Regions from separate parts of the Homo sapiens genome. Here all the other regions are linked to region 1. The links are chromatin contacts, found by Hi-C or POLR2A ChIA-PET in ENCODE. All regions are on one chromosome and are shown on one strand. Each heading gives the region's core, a stretch centred on a gene start or an enhancer-like site at or near the end of the contact. The rest is flanking DNA. Distances are from core to core; before and after follow the strand shown. Region 1 holds the start of TCFL5 (transcription factor like 5). Region 2 holds the start of NTSR1-AS1 (NTSR1 antisense RNA 1). Region 3 holds the start of LINC00659 (long intergenic non-protein coding RNA 659).

Region 1 (4,211 bases), core at 719-3,218:
GGGATTACAGGTGTCCGCCACTACCACCTGGTTAATTTTCGTACGGGGTTTCACCATGTTGGCCAGGCTAGTCTTGAACTCCTGAACTCAAATGACCCACCCACCTCGGCCTCCCAAAGTGCTGGGATTACAGGTGTCGGCCTTGGCGCCCGGCTTAAAAGGTTATTAAGCTCACTGAAGGGAAAAAAAAGTACTTGGGACCTAACCAAAATAAGTTAAAATTTACCCATTTAATACAAAAGAGCAAAGCTTCACAAATCATGTTCCCTACCTGTGTCTGTGAAAGATTAGAATTTCCACTAGTAGAGCAAGCATTTGTAGTAAACAGTGGGTATGTAAATTGCAAAGCAGTAGTTGTAGCCGCAGTTTTATTTTTCACTAATGCTGTACATTTGTTTTGTTGCTGAAGAGGAACATTCATTAGTTCAGATGGATGTCGAATGAGAGTTACCAAACTGCCAAGACAAAAGAAAGCCCAGAAGTGTCAGCAATACGTGGCAGACAAGCATCCACCATCCCACTCCCATGGCTCTGGCTAGTTTTTCCAGACAGCAACCCAACTCTCATCCTGGAAATCTCTACACAACAATTAGCAACTATCGCTGCTGTGGAAGTCCTCCTCTTCCTATGGAGGAAAAGCAAAACTGCGCCACCTCCCTGCTCTCATCACATCCTGACACCAATCTCACTTTTGCCATCCTCCAGTGTGACCACGATGGGCAACTACAGGCTGGGATGAGCAGAAAACTGCGGACGCAGCCCCTTCCACAGCCATCCCTGAGGGTCGCCAAGGGGGCGGCTGCAGGCTGGAGCCTCATTTTAGAGCTCAAAGCCTGCAAACCCCCGTCGGGCCTTCCTAGGCTTCCCTGACATCCAAGAGTGCCACCCGGAGCACATGGTTCCCAGGAATTCTGCGCGCTCGGCCCCACTCCAGGCGGGGCCACTGAGGGAGGGGGTGTTTAGTTTCTGGAAGTACCTGCTCCCCGGGGCCCGCACAGCGCACACAGCCTTTCGGGGCGGCCCCAGACCCGGTGAGGTCCGCGCCCTGTGCCGCCGGGAGGGCAGGCTGGGGGCGTGCACAGCGAGGGCCCCCTTTGCCTCCGCCCCGGCCCCGGCCCCGGCCTCGGCCTCCACCCGGGCCCCGCCAGCCCCCGGCCGCCGGGCACGCACTTGTTGAGCGCCCCGCCCGGCTCGGGGGGCTCGGGGCCGCGCGGCGCGGGCGGCGGCTCGGCGGGGATGCTGTTGAAGCGGTCCTCCAGGCGGACGCGCACGGCCGGCTTGGCCCGGGCCTCGGGCGCGCCGTCGGGTCCAGCCGCAGCCGCAGCCGCGCCCGCGCCCTCCTTGGCGGCGCCGTCGGCCCGGGCCCTCGCTCCGTCCCCGCCGCCCGACGTCTTCTCCGCCGCGCCCGCCTCGCTTAGCAGCATCATGCGCAGCTCCTGGAAGTCGATGTGGCCCAGGCAGGGCGCGTCGGCCGCCAGCGCGGACGGGCACAGCACGGGGTACACGGGCGCCGCGCCCCCCTGACCGCCCGCCGCGAAGCCGCCCGCGCCTGCGCCCGGGCCCGCCGCCGCCAGCAGCGCCGAGTTGAGGCGCGTCTCGAGCTCGCCGTCAGCCGCCGCCTCCATGTGCGAGCAGAGGATGTGCTGCAGCTGCGTGTACTCCACCTCCGTCATCTCCACCAGGCTCAGGTCGGTGGTCGTGAAGCTCAGCCCCGGCTCGCCCAGCGCCGCGTCCCCGCCGCCCGCGCCCTCGACGGCCGCCTCGCCGCCTGCCGCGCCTGCCTCCGGCGGCGGCTCCCGCGGTCCGGGGCCCGACATGGCGGCGCGGCGCGGCCCAACGGCGGCGAGGGCGACGCGGGCGGCGGGCGGCGGGAGGCGGGAGGCGGGAGGCGGGAGGCGACCCCCGGCCCGAGCACTACTCTGCGCCGGCCACAGCCGGCGCGCCGTTGGGGGAGGGAAAACCGCTGAGTGCCGCGCACAGCGCCTGCGCCGCCCCGCCCCGCAACGGCAACCCCACCCCTGCGCCAGCCCCGCCCCCTCCGTTACCCGCCGCCGCCGGCCCCGCCCCCGCCCAACCGCCCGCACGCCCGGCCCCGCCCCACGTCGGCGGATGCTTGCGCGGAGGGCCCGCCCCCACGGCCCAGCCACGCCCCCACAGCTAGGCCACGCCCCCAGCTCAGGCCACGCCCGGTTCCCAGCCACGCCCCTGCTGCCCGGCCACTCCCCGCTGAGGCCCGGCGAGGGCGGCTGCGCTGGAATCAGCGTGATACCTACGCGGTGACACCCTGGGGAGAAGCCACGTCCGTGCGTGCACGTGCGCCCCATTACAGCGGCAGGAATGAAGACGTTGTCAAAACAGCTCCCTGGACCCACAGTCCACAGTGCCCAGGCCATCCGCTTCATCCGCGTAAAATGCGCAGCGCATGGCCGGGTTCTGTGGCTCATGCCTGTAATCCCAGTACTTTGGGAGGCCGAGGCAGGTGGATCAGGAGGTCAGGAGATCGAGACCAGCCTGGCCAACATGGTGAAACCCCGTCTCTACTAAAAATACAAAAATTAGCTGGACGTGGTAGTGCGTGCCTGTAATCCCAGCTACTCGGGAGGCTGAGGCAGGAGAATCGCTTGAACCCGGGAGGCGGAGGTTGCAGTGAGTCGAGATCTTGCCACTGCACTCCAGCCTGGGCAACAGAGCCAGACTTCATCTCAAAAAAAAAAAAAAAATGCACAGCGCGACGGTGGTGGTACATTCCCAGCGCTGGGCCCGCCTCCACCGCTGCATTCACCACCGGTCTCCTGTAGCAGTCAGCACACTGCCCCTCCCCCGCCTGCAGCCACTAATCTTCTGTGTCCAGGAGTTTGCCTAGGCTGGGCCTTCCCTGTTAAGGGAACTATGCAATATGTGGTCTTTAAGAGACTTATTTTTGCAATCTTGAAATAATTCCTGTACTTAACCTCTCACCCACATTCCCATCTCACTCAGTGGTTGTCTGTTCTCTGTCTAGGCATTAGGACACTTAAAGGCCTGTGACTTGCACATCGTCTTCTAAGCCGGGTCTGAATCTTTCGCTCATTTCATCACAGTTTAGACACAGACCAATATATTACAATGATTCAACGATGGGCTATGAAAGCTCAGCCATGCAAATCTAAACTCACACATGTATACATGAAAATAATATATCAGTTTTGGGCAAAACATCAGGTTTCAGAAAACACTACCAAGGAGGAAAGCAAGGACTTAAAACTCTCAAGGACATGGCAACAGAAGTCGTCTAACGTAAAACAGAGAGGGAAGGCTAAGAGAGTGAGCAGAGCATCAGTGAGCTGTGGGGCCGCTTCAAGCAGTGTGATTTGAAGTCCCCTGGGGGTGGAAGGATGGGGAGAAAGACATTTTAAGAAGTAATGATTGCCAGGTGAGGTGGCTCACGCCTGTAATCCCAGCACTTTGGGAGGCCGAGGCGGGCAGATCCCTTGAGGTCAGGAGTTCGAGATCAGCTTGGCCAACATGATGAAATCTCGTGTCTACTAAAAATATAAAAAATTAGCCAGGTGTGGTGGCATGTGCCTGTAATCCCAGCTACTCAGGAAGCTGAGGCAGAAGAATCGCTGGAACCCGGGAGGTGGAGGTTTCAGTGAGTAGAGATTGCACCACTGCACTCCAGCCTGGGAGACAGAGCAAGACGCTGTCTCAAAAAACAAAAACAAAACAACAAAAAAAAATAATGATTGAAAAGTTTTTTTAAAACTACAAACCTACAGACCCAAGAAGTTTAACATACCTCAAACTCAAGAAACATGAAGGAAACTACACCAAGATGGAAAGCAAATTGCTTTATTTATTTATTTTTTTATTTTTTGAGATGGAGTCTTGCTCTGTCTCCCAGGCTGGAGTGCAATGGCACGATCTTGACTCAGCACAACCTCTGCCTCCTGGATTCAAGTGATTCTCCTGCCTCAGCCTCCTGAATAGCTGGGATTATAGGCATGTGCCACCATGCCTGGCCAATTTTTTGTATTTTTAGTAGAGACGGGATTTTGCCATGTTGGTCAGGCTGGTCTTGAACTCCTGACTTCAGGTGATCTGCCCACCTTGGTCTCCCGAATGCTGGGATTACAGGCATAAGCCACCGTGCCTGGCCTCAAATTGCTTTAAATCAGTGAAAAATCTTAAAAGCAGCTGTACACACACACACACACACACACAAGACATTG
Region 2 (4,211 bases), core at 656-3,155, 130 kb before region 1:
ATCGTGCCTTCTAGTCCAGATTTCCACTTTGGAAAGGGAAGGTTCTAGAAAGTTCTGGAAAGCTCGGCTGTGGCTGACTCCTGGCTTAGGGCTCAGGCCTGTCTCACCTAGCAATGCAGGGTGAGCCATGTGGGCTGGCTTCTGGGGATGGGGAGGAGAGATACACACATGGAGAAAAAGAGGGAGATAGAGAAGAGAGAGGGAGAGAGAAAAGGAAAGAGAGGAGAGAGGGAAAGGCAGAGAGAGAAACAGAGGGAGAAACACAAAGAGAGGGAGAGAAGGAGAGAGAGACACAGAGAGAAAGGGAGGAACAGAGGAGAGAGAGGGGAGGAGGGGGAGGGAGACAGCACCCTCTTCTCCCTACCCTTGCCTGGGGTCTCAGCTGAGAGAGGGAAGGCTCTGTGCTGGGGAAGAGGCCTCCAGCAGGGAGTAGTGACTGATGAATGTATGATTGCTACTTTATCTCAATAGAGGATTCGAACAGCCCCCAGGCAGGGTCGCATTTTAAATGATGGTTTTGGGTGCTGAGCCAGCCCAGCTTGGAGGGGGTTTCGTTTCACAGATGAGGAGCCTGAGGCTGGGGGAAGCCACTTGCTCAGATGCACACGGCTGGGGCCGGCGGCAGGTTTGCCCGACCTCGAGTCTGCGCTTCTCATCCTGGAAGCGACCGCCTTGTCCCCTGCGCAGCCTCCTTCTCTGGCTCAGCCACGTGGGTTACTACTGAGTTCACTCTTCAGCCCTGGTGGGGGACGGGCAAGAGATGGGGCGTGAGGGGCGGGCGGAGGCAGCGAGGTCTGGGATGAGAGCTTTTCTGGAGCCTTCTCTGGAGTGTGACCCCCTTCCCCGCAAAAAAAAAAAAAAATCTTGGCTCAGCTCTTGGGCTTCGGTGCAGTAGGGGCTTTGTGGCCGATGCAGAGGAAGCCGAGCTCTGCTCCTGGAAGGACGTGGCCCCTTGTCTTACCCAGGCTTCATTTTGGGGCCATCTTTTTAGGTGGTTGAAAATGAGTAACTCATTCTTGACCTTGTGCAATGCCCACGCCCTGTGTCCGGGGCTGACCTGGAGGCTCTGGGTTCTCTGCTGAGCAGAGCTGGGGCCAAGACCACCCCTGGGGAGCGAGGAGCAGGCGCTGGTGTGCCTGGCCCAGGTGGCTTCCCATAAAAGCTGCAGGCAGCCCTGTCTAATGTGGCAGCCCTGGGCCACACGTGGCCACTGGGCATTGAGACATGGCTGGTCTGAGTGAAGATGAGCTTCAGCCTGAAATCCGCACCGGGTTTTAGAGTTAATGCGGAAAGGCGGTATACAATAGCTCACTAATACCGTTGCAAGTTGATATGATATTTTGAATACATTAAGTTAAATAAGATATCGTATTAAAATTATCATAGCTGTTTCCTTCCACTTTTGTAACATAGCTACTGGTACATTTAAGCCTCACGTGGCCTGCATCCTATTTCCACGGGACTGTGCTGCCCGAGCCCCTCCCTGCTGATGAGAAGCAGCCCTCGGGTGGCTTTGGGGTGTGTCCAGAGCCTGTACAGCCTCCCCTTGGGGTGGGGTGCCGCGTGCGGGGTGCCAGGCACCAGCCGGTGCTGAGGCCCCATGTGGAGGCAGCCCTGCATGATGGGCAGCAACCAGTGGGGTGCCATCGTGTGCGGTGACGTGCACACTAAAGAAAGACGCTCAGCTCCCTCCTCTGCCCCGCCTGGCCGCCAGCTCAGTGCCAAAACCATGGTTAGGGGGTGGGAGGCCACGGGTGCCCTTGGGGACCTACCAGGCCTGCAGGGTCCTTGGCAGAGGGGCAGTGCCTGGCACCAGGAGGACACTGTGCTGGAAGGTCAGCCTGTTCCCACAGCCAGGGATGTGGGGCTCCCAGGTAGCCCCATTCATAGTTATTTGAATTGCTGTGATGGAGGCAGGCGGAAGAGGTGGGACTGCGAGGGAAGGCAGGGGCCCCCCGGGGAGAGAGTGGGTGCCTCCTTCCCTTTCCTCAAAGCCCAACGGCCTTGCAGTGAGACTGCCACTATACAACAAAGAGCCAGCACCGCTGTGCACGCTGGAGTCTCACAGATGAGCCGATTATGTCTTTGTGACAAACACATTATTAGGAGTGAGATGAATTCCTTCTGTGGGCGGGGATGATTCAGAGAGAGGCGTCCCAGCCCCAGGAACAGCCTCCCCGCAAGGTGGCCTCAGCCTCCCCCATGCTCCCCTGGAGGCCGCTCCCTGGCTTGGGGGGTGGGTAACACGGGAGTCCCCCCGACACGGCGAGGTGAGCTCACCTCCTGAGGCTGGCGTGCAGGGAAGTAGGAAAGGGCACACACTGCGACCGGGGACCAGGGACAGGGTCTTCCCCGCTGTGACCTGTGGGGCTGTGCAGGGGGCGGGAGCAGCCCCCATCCCAAAAGGAAATGGGACAGGAGTTGCCAAGAACAGTTCCCCTTACCCTCCAATTCCTCACGGGTTCAGCACTTTCTCTGAGGGGGTCTGGTCTGAATCCCAAATTCAGATTCTGTATTCAACTGTTCCCTTCATTACAAAGAACAAATTTCCGAGCCCAGTAATTCCCGTTTAAATTTGTCAATTTTCATCCCTCGATAGAAATCAGTATGTGGTGATCACAAAAGCCGGGGTATTAGCCCAGTGGACAGTTTGTTCTGAAACTTGTCCCTTCGGGGCAGGGCCTGGGTTAGGAGGCCTGAGATCTGCCTGGAGCCTGGGGTGCCTCGGGCAGGGGCATCGTGGCTGGGGATTCTCTGCACTTGCCCCATGGAGCAGGGCGGGAAGGGAAGCCAGGCTCCTTTCCCTGTCTGGGTCTGGGGCTGCTGCCCTTGGCAGCTGGGGAGACCCTGGGACCCCAGAGGCAGAGCCCCACTCTCTGTACCCTCAGGCGCAATGCCCTGAAAGACAGGCGCCACTTTGTCTTCAGAAAGGCAGGAACCAAACCCCTCTCACAGTTCCAGAAGCTTCCCTGAGTCCCAGTTTAGACGCAGAATCTCCTCTGTGGATCACTCCAACTGGGGAACCAGGAGAGGGGGTTTGGGAGAGGAGGGAAGTGGCTTCCACCTGTGGGTGGGGCAAAGAGAGGGCTCCCAGCTATGCAGGGCGGGCCCAAACCTCCAGCAGAGCCCCTTTCCCAGCGAGGACTCCGAGGACTCCGAGGCCCTGGCCTGTGGCTCCCAGGGAACAACCTGGACCCTCAGCATAGGACCCGCAAGCTGAGACCCTCCTCTGTTTTACTGCTTCATTTTCCATCTGTGACCAGGGCCCAGGCCACATGCACACACCTGGCGTAGGAGTTACTTCGTGATGTGTTTGGCTGTGTCCCCACCCAAAATCTCATGGGAATTGTAATCCCCATAATGCCCCGTGTCAAGGGCAGGACCAGGGGGAGGTGACTGGATCGTGGGGGCGGTTCCCCCAGGCAGTTCTTGTGAGAGTGAATCTCATGAGATCTGATGGTTTTAGAAGCGTCTGGCGTTTGCCCTGCTGTCACTCACACCGTCCTGCTGCCCAGTGAAGAAAGTGCCTGCTTCTCCCTCCACCATGATTGTAGGTCTCCTGAGGCTCCCCCAGCCCTGCAGAACTGTGAGTCAATTCAACCTCTTTCCTTTATAAACTACACAGTCTCGGCAGTTCTTTAGAGCAGTGCGAAAATGGACTCACACACTTGGCCTGGGCCCAGTCTTTCCCGGATGGATGGTGCGATGATCAGCCCCGTGTTCGTGAGGACGGGGCCAACCCAGACCCACCTGGAGTTGTAAAGTTTCATCAGCACTCAGCCCCACCTGCTCATGTACGTACTGCTATGGCTGTGTTGGCCACAGCGGCCACAGTGAGTGGTTCTGCTCAAAAGTTGAGATCCTCCGGCCCACGAAGCCACAGTGACTCACTCTCTGGACCTTCACAGAAAGCATTCACCCACCCCACCCTAGGATGCGTGTCCAGAGGTGAAATGGCTCCCTCCGTGCAGTCGGAGAGCCCCTTGACTCACGGCTGCACCCCTGCTCATCAGGCACAGCGGCAGGCACGTGACCTCTGTGGGGCCACTTGTCCTACTTGCAGGGAGGGGCCGAGCATGGGATGCAGCATCCACGCCTGCACTTAAACGAGCCCTCTGTGGCCTTGCCCCACTCGGCCTGAGGAGAGCCTGGAGAGAGATGCCGTCCCTGCCTGGGCGCTGCGATCCTCCTTCCTTCCCACCTGCTCTCGT
Region 3 (4,211 bases), core at 972-3,471, 85 kb before region 1:
TGTGCTCCCTCCACTGGGGCAGGCGGAGGGCCCTGCGTGCTCCTTCCAGGCAGGGGCTGAGGGGACTGTGGAAGCCACGACAGGGGTCTGTGTGAACAGAAGACCCAAGGACAAGGTGCCCCAGCACTCCCAGCCACTAGCAAGGACAGGCAATTTTCAAAACTTCTCCCCAAACTACAACCTCAGGAAAAGGGGTGGAGAAAACTCCTTTGACAGAGATTTGGTTTTCACCACCATGACAGGACAATGATGATGGATGGAAGCTGTGGCTGGGCGTGGGAAGGCTGAGTGTGCAAATGTGGGTGGAGTTCTGGGGCCCCGCCCCCGCCAGTCTTCCACTTGGTCCCTGTGAGGACCCACATGAGGGAAGTGTTGCTTCTGGCCTCAGAACCCAAGGCAGAGCAGGCTGGAGTCCCACCCCATGGATCACGAGCCCACGCTGTGACCCTGAGTCCTGGACATGCGCAGAGGGAGGGTGTGCACGAGCCCGGGAGCTCCTGTCTCTGTCTTAAGAGTGGAGCATGTCTTAAGAGCTGGCATGAGGATCAGAGGGTCCCTTCAGTGCGGCCTTCTAGAAGAACTACAGCAACCAGGCCCTCGCAGGGGGGAGATGCACCTGCTGGGGCTAAGGAGCGAGTGAAGCCAGCCCCTGAGACACATGCTCCCAACCCCATCCTCACCTCCCAAGAGAGGGGGAGCCTCCTGTTAAGCATCCAAGTCCCAAGTCACCGGCCGGCATCGGCTGCAGCTCTCTGTGTGTGGAGACATCTCATTCTGGTGTCTTCTTTACACAGGTCAGCGCTCACAGGCTCGGCTGTGTCTCAAGACCCAATTCCTTCGAGTCACTGAGATGCCCAAGGACAAGGGCAACAGAGAGTGTGAAAAGCTGGAGTAGACAGGACAGAAAACAGGGTGCAGCGTCCCCCAGGTTGGCAGATAGCCCAGCCCCAGGGACCCCACAGCCATGGCAACCTGTGTGAATGAGCCCCAGGAGCAGGGCAGTACACGATCTGCGCGACTGTGCGGGGCAGCCCTGGGTCTCTGCCTCAGGGGAGAGATTGTGTCCTCGCCTTTTGTGGTTTCTAGAGGTTCCTGCCCTCCTTGGCTGCACGGCATCTCCCAGCCTCTCTCTCCCTTCCGTCGTCCCCTCTCCTCCTCTGACCCTGACCCTCCCAGTCCCTCTTAGAGGGGCTGTGATTAAACTGTGCCCACCCTGACCATCCAGAATAATCTCCCATCTCAAGGTCCTTAACAGCATGTGGAACTGCACTAGCCGCCCCAAGGCCCCCAAAAGGCAACCCTGGATTGGGCCCCCCAAGTTGCCTGGGATTCATGGCCACCACCCGGCTCGACGGCTCCAGACCGAAATGCACCCAGTTATAGAAACAGACAGTTGCCTCTTGAATGTGCACATGTGTGAGGAGAGTGTCACACCCGTCGAATTAAGGTGGACCCGCCATGAGTGGGGGCAATGCTGGCCAATGCCCACCTGCCCAGCACCCACAGCTCTCGGCCTGGGGCTCCCTCTGTCTCTGGAGCCCGCACTAAAGTGTGCGTCTCCATCCACGACTGGCAGGGCTTGGGGCATAGACATCCCGCTGCCTTGCCTGGAGGCGCCCCAGGCCTCCACTCCCACACTGTCTCAGGGCTCCCCGGGGCTCGGCTCTCCTTGCTCACAGTGGTCCGGGCTGGGGTTCCTTCTTGGTTGCATTTCCAGCTGTGTTCTTTCCTTCACTTTCTCACTCTCCCTTGCCTCAGGGTCTGCATCTGGGGGTCCACTGGGGAGGACTCAGCCTCTCCCGCGTCCTCCATCCCACACACCTGTCCCTGGGCAGCCACGGGGAACAGGAGCACAGGGGACAGCAGGCAGAGGGCAGCGCCCGGGCGAAGGGGACTTTCGCCCTTGCTTCATGCAGCCCTGGCACCCGCAGCAGGGTAAGACGAGATCCCAGAGGAGGAGTCTTGGCCGCAGAACTGCAGGGCCAAGGCACCAGCCGCTCGGGGGCCTGGAGAGCTCAGGTCACAAACTTGAAGTCAGCTGCCCAGGAAGCAGCCTCAGCTGGGGGTCACAGGCCAACTGGGCAGTGCCCTTGGCCACACCTGTGGAAGGAGGACAGAGGAGGGCAGGGCGGAGGAGGGAGGTGCTGGGCTGCAATGTCACCTCTACAGACCTCGGCTGATCCCAAGGGGGTCCACAGTGGATATGGTCCTTCAGGGGTGCCCTTGAAGGCAGGAAGGGGACAGGACTTTATACTGTTCCTCCCACCCCTTCGAGCAGTCACCAACTGCAGCCCAGATGAGGTCAACAGGTACAGAAAGGAGGGGGTGGGACAGGAAGGAGGGGCGGGACAGGAAGGAGGGGGCGGGACAGGAAGGAGGGGCAGGACAGGAAGGAGAGGGTGGGACAGGAAGGAGGGGCGGGACAGGAAGGAGGGGGCGGGACAGGAGGAGGAGATGGGAACAGGGAGGTGGAACGGGAAGGAGGAAATGGGACAGGAAGGAAGAGATGGGAGCAGGAAGGAGATAGGACTGGAAGGAGGAGATGGGACTGGAAGGAGGAAATGGGACAGGAAGGAGGAGATGAGGCAGGAAGGAGGAGATGAGGCAGGAAGGAGATGAGGCAGGAAGGAGGAGATGAGGCAGGAAGGAGGAGATGAGGCAGAAAGGAGGAGATGGGACGGAAAGGAGGGGATAGGACAGAAACGAGGGATCAGGGTCCTATTCTAATCTCCTGGGGGCATGATTGCAGGGGGTGACATGATTACTTCCAGCCAGCCCTACATGAGCCACCTCGTCCATGGAGTCAGCCCCGCCAGGGCAGCAGAGCCCTGGGTTCGCACAGGGAGCCAGGGTGGCGTGGGGCCTGCATTGCAGACTCCATTTGTCCACATCAATCACTTCTCTACGGCCCAAATCACCCTTAGTTGCCCAGTTCCTGCTCCGCGGCAGTCTGGCTCCTGCTGGCGCCCCAGCCATCTGTCTGCATTAGAGAATGATGCTTGCCAGGGCCTCAGGGAGGTGGCACGGATGGGCAACACTGTGCTCCCGGACCAGGTGACAGACACCACCTCATGCCCCATGGCATGGACCTCCACCTGTCTGATGGCTTTGCCCCAGCCTATCTGATGGCATGGTCCCTGGCCAGTCTATCTAATGGCGTGGTCCCCAGCATGTCTGATGGCGTGGTCCCCAGCCTGCCTGATGGCGTGGTCCCCAGCCTGTCTGATGGCATGGTCCCCGGCCTGTCTGATGGCGTGGTCCCCAGTCTGTCTGATGGCGTGGTCCCCGGCCTGTCTGATGGCGTGGTCCCCGGCCTGTCTGATGGCATGGTCCCCGGTCTGTCTGATGGTGTGGTCCCCAGCCTGTCTGATGGTGTGGTCCCCGGCCTGTCTGATGGCTTGGTCCCTGGTCTATTTGATGGTGTGGTCCCCAGCCTGTCTGAAGGTGTGGTCCCCAGCCTGTCTGATGGCGTGGTCCCCGGCCTGTCTGATGGCTTGGTCCCTGGTCTATTTGATGGTGTGGTCCCCAGCCTATCTGAAGGTGTGGTCCCCGACCTATCTATCTGATGGTTTGGTCCCCAGCCTGTCTGATGGCGTCGTCCCCGGCTTGTCTGATGGCATGGTCCCCGGCTTGTCTGATGGCATGGTCCCCAGCCTGTCTGATGGCATGGTCCTCAGCCTATCTGATGGTGTGGTTGGTGTGGTCCCCAGCCTATCTATCTGATGGTGTGGTTCCCTGGCCTATTCGATGGTGTGGTCCCCAGCCTGTCTGATGGGGTGGTCCTCTGTTGGCTGGTGTGATCCTGCCTCTTGTCTCACATCGTGAACCCTGGCCTGCAGGAGGTGACCCAAGGCTGATGACTCCTTCTCCGGGGCCCTTGCACCACACAGCCTGGCCCTGATTACAGCCCCTGGGCTCCTGTACCTGTCCTCGCAGCCCCCACTCTGCCACTTTGCATTTGTCTGTTTCACTCAACACACATTTAATGAGCACCTACTGTGTGTACCAAGCCCAGTGGGGAACAGCACATCAATGAGGCTGGTGCGGGAGGCCTTGGGTACCCTCCGTCTGGCTCCCCGCCCCAGCGCATGAGGCTGCCTCTCTGGGTCTCGGACGCCCACACCGCAGTGTCTGGGAGAAGGCCTGGAAGCCTGCATTTGGGCAGTGGCTCTGGGGCCCGGCCTTGCTGGCTTCCGGTGGCCCCAGGCAAT

The links. A loop is a pair of places that touch in the nucleus more often than their neighbours do. ChIA-PET counts read pairs that join two places held with the same protein, here RNA polymerase II (POLR2A). Pooled maps may share reads with other maps.
Region 2: a map with no recorded cell type shows a loop between it and region 1 (3-fold over the local background). The contact joins the promoter of NTSR1-AS1 here to the promoter of TCFL5 in region 1. A Hi-C loop is called at or near these places in 2 of 37 single-sample maps with no recorded cell type and 9 of 50 pooled maps. POLR2A ChIA-PET finds 5 or more read pairs at or near these places in 2 of 52 experiments (CD4-positive, alpha-beta T cell and activated CD8-positive, alpha-beta memory T cell).
Region 3: a loop to region 1 is called in a pooled map, with 7 times the contacts of the local background. The contact joins the promoter of LINC00659 here to the promoter of TCFL5 in region 1. A Hi-C loop is called at or near these places in 5 of 50 pooled maps. POLR2A ChIA-PET finds 5 or more read pairs at or near these places in 2 of 52 experiments (Caco-2 and Panc1).

What each region holds. Positions count from the first base shown.
Region 1 is chr20:62,859,854-62,864,064 of GRCh38, forward strand. It overlaps TCFL5 (transcription factor like 5), which reads right to left and starts at 1,969. Exons shown (of 6, transcript NM_006602.4): 1 at 1,171-1,969; 2 at 272-455. The coding sequence starts at 1,817. It overlaps LOC105372717 (a long non-coding RNA gene), which reads left to right and starts at 1,582. Exons shown (of 4, transcript XR_936989.4): 1 at 1,582-1,688. RefSeq lists silencers at 1,388-1,537, 2,038-2,227, 2,278-2,377 and an enhancer at 1,762-2,416.
Region 2 is chr20:62,733,454-62,737,664 of GRCh38, forward strand. NTSR1-AS1 (NTSR1 antisense RNA 1) reads right to left here and starts at 1,906. Exons shown (of 2, transcript NR_199009.1): 1 at 1,773-1,906. All of the region lies in intron 1 of NTSR1 (neurotensin receptor 1), which reads left to right. RefSeq lists an enhancer at 1,330-2,175.
Region 3 is chr20:62,774,635-62,778,845 of GRCh38, forward strand. LINC00659 (long intergenic non-protein coding RNA 659) reads right to left here and starts at 2,222. Exons shown (of 3, transcript NR_046225.1): 1 at 2,172-2,222; 2 at 681-752. RefSeq lists a silencer at 1,529-1,690.